2 separate regions of the Homo sapiens genome follow, and region 2 is linked to region 1. Evidence: chromatin contacts called from ENCODE Hi-C or POLR2A ChIA-PET data. All regions are on one chromosome and are shown on one strand. Each heading gives the region's core, a stretch centred on a gene start or an enhancer-like site at or near the end of the contact. The rest is flanking DNA. Distances are from core to core; before and after follow the strand shown.

Evidence for each region. Hi-C counts contacts between places; a loop is a spot of excess contacts on that map. ChIA-PET counts read pairs that join two places held with the same protein, here RNA polymerase II (POLR2A). Pooled maps may share reads with other maps.
Region 2: a pooled map shows a loop between it and region 1 (5-fold over the local background). The contact joins the enhancer-like site here to the promoter of WDR38 in region 1. A Hi-C loop is called at or near these places in 2 of 50 pooled maps. POLR2A ChIA-PET finds 5 or more read pairs at or near these places in 2 of 52 experiments (K562 and WTC11).

Annotation. Positions count from the first base shown.
Region 1 is chr9:124,852,071-124,854,941 of GRCh38, reverse strand. WDR38 (WD repeat domain 38) reads right to left here and starts at 1,482. Exons shown (of 9, transcript NM_001045476.3): 1 at 1,342-1,482; 2 at 617-737. The coding sequence starts at 1,410. RefSeq lists a silencer at 1,381-1,430.
Region 2 is chr9:126,488,148-126,491,018 of GRCh38, reverse strand. All of the region lies in intron 9 of MVB12B (multivesicular body subunit 12B), which reads right to left. Among named protein-coding and RNA genes, the nearest start is that of NRON, 79 kb to the right of the region's middle. Within about 2 kb of position 1,383, at least 3 of the 41 ENCODE cell types and tissues checked have a DNase peak (open chromatin) inside an H3K27ac peak, as active enhancers do.

The DNA of each region.
Region 1 (2,871 bases), core at 233-2,732:
AGAGCTCTGGAGATTGGTGTCACGACAATGTGAAGGTACTGGATTCTCTGAACTGTACACTTAAAAATGGACACAACAAAGCCGGTGCAGTGGCTCACGCCTTTAATCCCAGCACTTTGGGAGGCCGAGGTGGGTGGATCACGAGGTCAGGAGTTCAAGACCAGCCTGGCCAAGATGGTGAAACCCCGTCTCTACTAAAGATACAAAAAAATTAGCTGGGTGTGGTAGCAGGTGTCTATAATTCCAGCTACTCGAGAGGCTGAGGCAGAGAATTGCTTGAACCCAGGAGGCGGGGGTTGCAGTGAGCCGAGGTTGTCCAGCCTGGGTGACAGAGAGCGACTCTGTCACACACAAAAAAGGATGCAACAGTAAGTATTACTGTGTTACATTACAGTTGTTTTTGTATGTATGTGTGTGTGTGTGTGTGTTTTTAAAGAAGGCTGAGTCCAGGCCTGTTAGAGTCTAAGCCCCAGCACCCAGATATCTCGTCCCATCTCCCAACCTGCCCAGCCCTGCCTTGCACCCGTGCCCAGCTCATCGGAGGTCACTGCAGTCAGCTCTGCAGCATGCCAGACCCTTGTGCCTCGGTCTTCCCGGCCAGGTGTGGGAGCCCCACCTGTGTGGCCACCCAGCCTCCACAGCAGCTGCCCACTCCGGGTCTCCCAGCCATACACGCAGCCATCTTCTGAGCCTGTGAGCAGCATCTGGCCATCAGGGGAGAAGGCAGAAGAGTTGACCTAGAAACAGCACAAAAGCGGTCCCATTCTGGGGAAGAAACCCCTGTCCGCTCATCTCTGACCCCTAAACACTGCCCCCCAAGAGCCTGGGGTTGGAGCTTGACTTCAAGCCTCACTCCACCACCAGAGCCCAGAACCCGGGACCCACTGGGCCCTCTCTCGAGTCCCGTAAAGCCAGAGCCTGCAGTTGGAGGCAAGAGCCTTCTCTGGAACCAGAGCCTGGAACCCCAGAGCTAAGAGCCCATTCCAGAGCCGCAGCTGACAACGGAGAGTCCAGAATCTACTCTAAGTTCTGAGTTCACTTTAGAGCCAGGGCCCCAGAAAACACCAGAGTCAGCAGGGAGCTTTGTGCCCCTCTCGAGGCAGAGCCCAGAGCCCGGGGCTCTTTTTACAGGCAGAGCTTAGAACCTAGAGCTGCTCTGGAGCTGGGGCCCGGCACTGGAGCTGAGAACCTACTTCGATCCTTCTTGGGTTAGCAAAGTCTACTCTGGACTCAATGTCCTGAGCCACTGCCCAGAGAACATTCTGGAACCCCCACTACACAGAACCAGGAACCACTCTGCATCCAAAGCCGGGAGTCTGGGCAGAGCCCGCTGGACCTCACCTCCCCGCCGTGCTGGCCGAAGAATTTCACTCTCCGCACGGCCAGCGTGGCCGGGACCCCGCTGTTCATGGGCACCCGGCCCCGCCCCGCCCCGGCGGGCTCCCTCCTAGGCGGCCGCGGGACCCCAGGACTGGGCAGAGGAAAGAGGAAACTGTGTACAGGCGGTCTCCATGGTAATCGGGGCGGGGCGTGCGGCCATGGTGGGGTCCCTGCGAAGCCACGAGGACTGACAGGCAGGCCAGACCGCTTGCAGTTCGGCGGAGGTGGAGCCGCAGCAGGCGGGACCGCGGCGGGCTGGGAGAAGGGACTTCCCGCGCCAGCGGCTGCGCGTCCACTCTAGGGCAGCTCTCGCGCGGGGCAACACGGCAGGCAGAGCGGCCACTAGAGGGCGCGCCAGCCACACGCACCGCGCGGCCCAGAGCCCGGCCCCGCGCCCTGCGGACTGCGAACTGCAAGGGGTCCCTGCACCTCTTTGATACAGGGGAGCAACGAGCCTGTCTCCCCATCTGCACAACCGGGAGCATCAGCCCTGCCCCACAGGACTCCAGGGGTGAGCCAAGCACAGGGCCTGGCACACGGTAGATGCCCAAGAGGGCCCCCTCAGGAGCCAATACCCCTTCCGTCCAGGAGTGGCCAGTACTGAGGTTAAGGATGTCCCAGGAGAGCGCTGGGGACAGTAGCCAGCTCTGTCCTCCAGGGCGTGGAAGCCAGAGGTAGTGTGTGTAAAGTACATGGCATTAAAAGTGGGGTCACGTTGCTGTTAACATTCCTGGCAGCACAAAATGTGCCATCTGAGGATGGGGTGGAGGCTGGGGCTGGGGGGCAGTTGCCCAGGAGCTGCCAGGATCCTTACCGGATAGCGCAATCTGAAGCTTGGAACGAGCAGGACTTGGTTTCATTGTTAATTTACAGGTGAAGAAACTCACCCGGAGAGCTGGGAGGACTTGCTCAGAGCCACTCAGCCAGTAGGAGTGGAACTGGGATTTCAGCCCATGGCTGTCTGACTCTGGGTGTCTGTACTGGGACCACCTGCCATGAACTCCAGGGACCTCTCAGCAGATGTTGAGGTCCGCAACTCCTGGTACATCTGGGAAACTGAGGTCCGAAGGGGGCAGGACTTGGCCCAGCCATCTAGCCGGTGCTTCCATGGCAGAGCTGGGGCAGGACCCAGTCTCCCCACTCCCACAGCAGGACAGGGAGGGAACAGAGGACCCCCCACCTGCCCCGCCCATGGATTCTAGGCTCCCTGGGGGCAGGGGTGGAGCAGCTGGGCTTTGGGAGCTTCAAACTCAAGAGTTCCCAGCGGCGACTCACACCCTCCCCCCCTAAACCTCTTTGCCAGAAACTTCTCAGGAGATCCGCTGTGCTCCTGCTATTTTAAGTCCCAGACAGTCAGGCGGGTGAGGGAGCGACAATGACAGCTTTGAGGCAGTCCCACTCCATCCCAGATCCCAGAGGGCCTAGGTCACTGTGGGACCCTTCTGAGCTGGGCCTATAAAGCTGTCCCCCCACACCCAGATGTGGCTCCCA
Region 2 (2,871 bases), core at 134-2,633, 1.6 Mb before region 1:
CACAAATTAGATATGCGTGGCTAAGAGCAATTATAATCAAGACGGATTTCTCTAGTCATTTGGGAACTGAAAAAAATGCCTAATTGCTGGAACCAGTGTTTTAAAAACTGAAATCACGCCAGTTAGCAAATATGTTCATTTAAAGAACATTCCACGTGACTACACTCTTGAGGACTGACTACAAACATGAGAACAAGGAAAATATTTAGGTATAAAATTAAAACTGTAAGCTCCCTTAGATTTATAACTTCTTCATTAAATATGTCTGCAAACAGCAGCCCATAAAAACCTGTGGCAATTAAGTGGTTAAATGAACTGCCTCCCTTGTCAATTTTAAGCGGGTGATTAATATTAGAGCATCCCTTTACTAATTAGACCCTCCCTCATCTTTCGGCTTTAAAGTCGAATGAAAATGGAGGCTGTTGCTCCGCCAGGAGTGCGGCAGGCTAATGTGTGCTTCCTCCGCCGCGGTTTTGATGGTGGCACTCCTGGAAGGGAACGGGGAGCACTGTGGTTTCTGCTGAGGTTGGCAGCTGATAGAAACGGCTCCGCATGGGGCTGGAAGTCGCTCCGGACTTCTCCACTGCCCGGTGCCCTGTCATTACAGGAATGGTTCACTCCTGTTCTCACAAGGCTTGCGGGTAGTTAAGCACACAGCATGAAACCTACACCCAAGGCTGCTGCCTCCTGACCGGGATGGTGAGGTCTTCCACGGATGCCAGGGCGGGACCGTGGGTGGGGAGGGAGGATACACAGGTAATCAAGACATGAGGATTATTTTAGAAGCTCCCGCCTGGACTGCAGAGCCAGGCAGCTCCCACCCTGGTTGCGATGGGGAATCCATCAGCTAGAGAAATGGGGCAACTGCTTACCAGGGAAATAAAGAGCGGCAGAGACAGAGAATATTTATACACCCATCTCCTCACGCCCAGAGAAGATGCTTCATCATGGGCGCTGGCTGCGAAATTACACTTTCCAGGCTCTGGGACACAGACAGCCTTTTGTCTGGAGAACCGTAAGGGCTTCACTGGGACAACAGCCCCACCGGGTCACCCACTGCCCTCCTGCAGAGCCAAACTGGAGGGGAGGGGACAAGGCACGGACAGGTGGGGCCGGGACAAGAAAACTGCCCACGGTGGCCACGAGGCTGCCACTGACCAGCCCCTGGTCACCTCCCTGGCTGAGGGACGATGAGGTAAAAATTCACTTCCTCATGCCTGGGACTCATGTATGCGGGCCCTGGGAGGACAGCAAAGCCCCTGCTCTGGGTGCGAGGTGACGGAGGTGGCAGGAGCACATGGCTGCTGGAAGATGGCCAGGCAGAAGGCCACTGCTCTGTCATGGGGAGCCAGCAGGGTGACGGCGTTTGAGTTGGAATTTCTCTATGAATCACGGCTTCCTTCACTTTCAGCCACCCGCGCCATCATGGAGCATGTCTGAATCGTGAGAGGTTTTCTGTCTTTCCACAGATCCTTTCCTTCAAAATTTGCTCAATGGCGCATCCACTGATTCTAACTTTAAAACATGACCGTCCTTGGGCATTTTTCATGAAATTTCACCCAAGTGCATCAGGTACCACGACTCTTGGGGAGACCCTGGTGAAGAGCAGGGCAGCTACATCTAACCACGCTCCACCAGCTGCCAGGTGCCCTGACTGCCGCGCTGTGTGGCACGCTGGGCTGGGATGAGCAGGCCTGTGTTCCACTTTGGGGTGAGGGGGCCTGGGAACATGCCCCAGGGCCAAGCCTATACAGCAAATTTGTCCCCTACCCCAGGCATCCACACTGGGAGGCTGTGTCCTGTCCACTGCCTACACAGCCCATGAGGGTCCCTGCAGACACCGGCATCTGAATGGGCTCATTCCCCTTCCAGTTCTCCAGGGCAGCCTGGCTGTCCGGGCCCAGGAGCGCATGCTCCCTGGGGCTCCTCAGGATGCTGGGGGCTGAGGGACACCCACCCACAACCAAGTGACACCCTGTTTGTCAATCAGTGCTGGGCAGCTCCTAGGCCAGGCCATCTGTGTCCTTGTGGGGGTGGAGGCAGCTCTGCTTGGCTAGCTCTGGGGAGCTCCCTGTGGCTGCCCATGTCCCTAACCTCCATGCTCAGAATACACAGGGTCACACGGTTTGTTGGAGGGTGACCGTCCCTGAAGCCGAATGGTGGCAACTGTGCTTCGGCTTCGATTCAGAAACATCCCTCAGGCAGGGCATGGTGAGGACAGTTAACGCTGGCAGGAGGGACACTGGCTGCAGTTCTGGAAGGACAGGACAGTGCTGCCTCAGGGCTCACACTTCTATTTCCCTTCAAGTTGGGACCACTCTTCAGTAGATGAAGACGGTCATGTATTCAGCCAGGGTCACACTCAGACCCCTGTTCAGCTCTGGGTTGCTGCTGTGGGAATCTGGCCAGTCACTTAACTTCTTGAGTCCAGACTTCCGTAAATGGGTGGACCCCCCTTCCTCCCACGTGGTGCAGAGGGATCCTGAAGGGAAGCACCTGCCCAGCACAGAGCAGCCTCCCCCTGGATGCCAGGCTCTCCACCCTGTCTGGGAATCGTGGGCGAGCCTGGGGAGATGTTCTGGACGAGCGGGAGGCACGGTCAAAGGTCTATGCCCCTGAACCTGAAAGCAGTCTCCCACTTGTATTTACTCTATTTTTTTTTTTTTTTTTTTTTGGTTTAATGGTATAAAACACAAAGGTTTACAGTGAGCAAAGCAAATTCTGAGCAGAGACTTCTCCACCCCCAAGCCCCTCACTAAGGGCAGCCAGACCTGTTATAAATGGAAGGCACAAAATCAAACTCATCCCGACCCAGGGAACACAGCCCACTCCAGGGCCAAACCTGCAGAGTCCAAGAGTGACAGCCAGTCG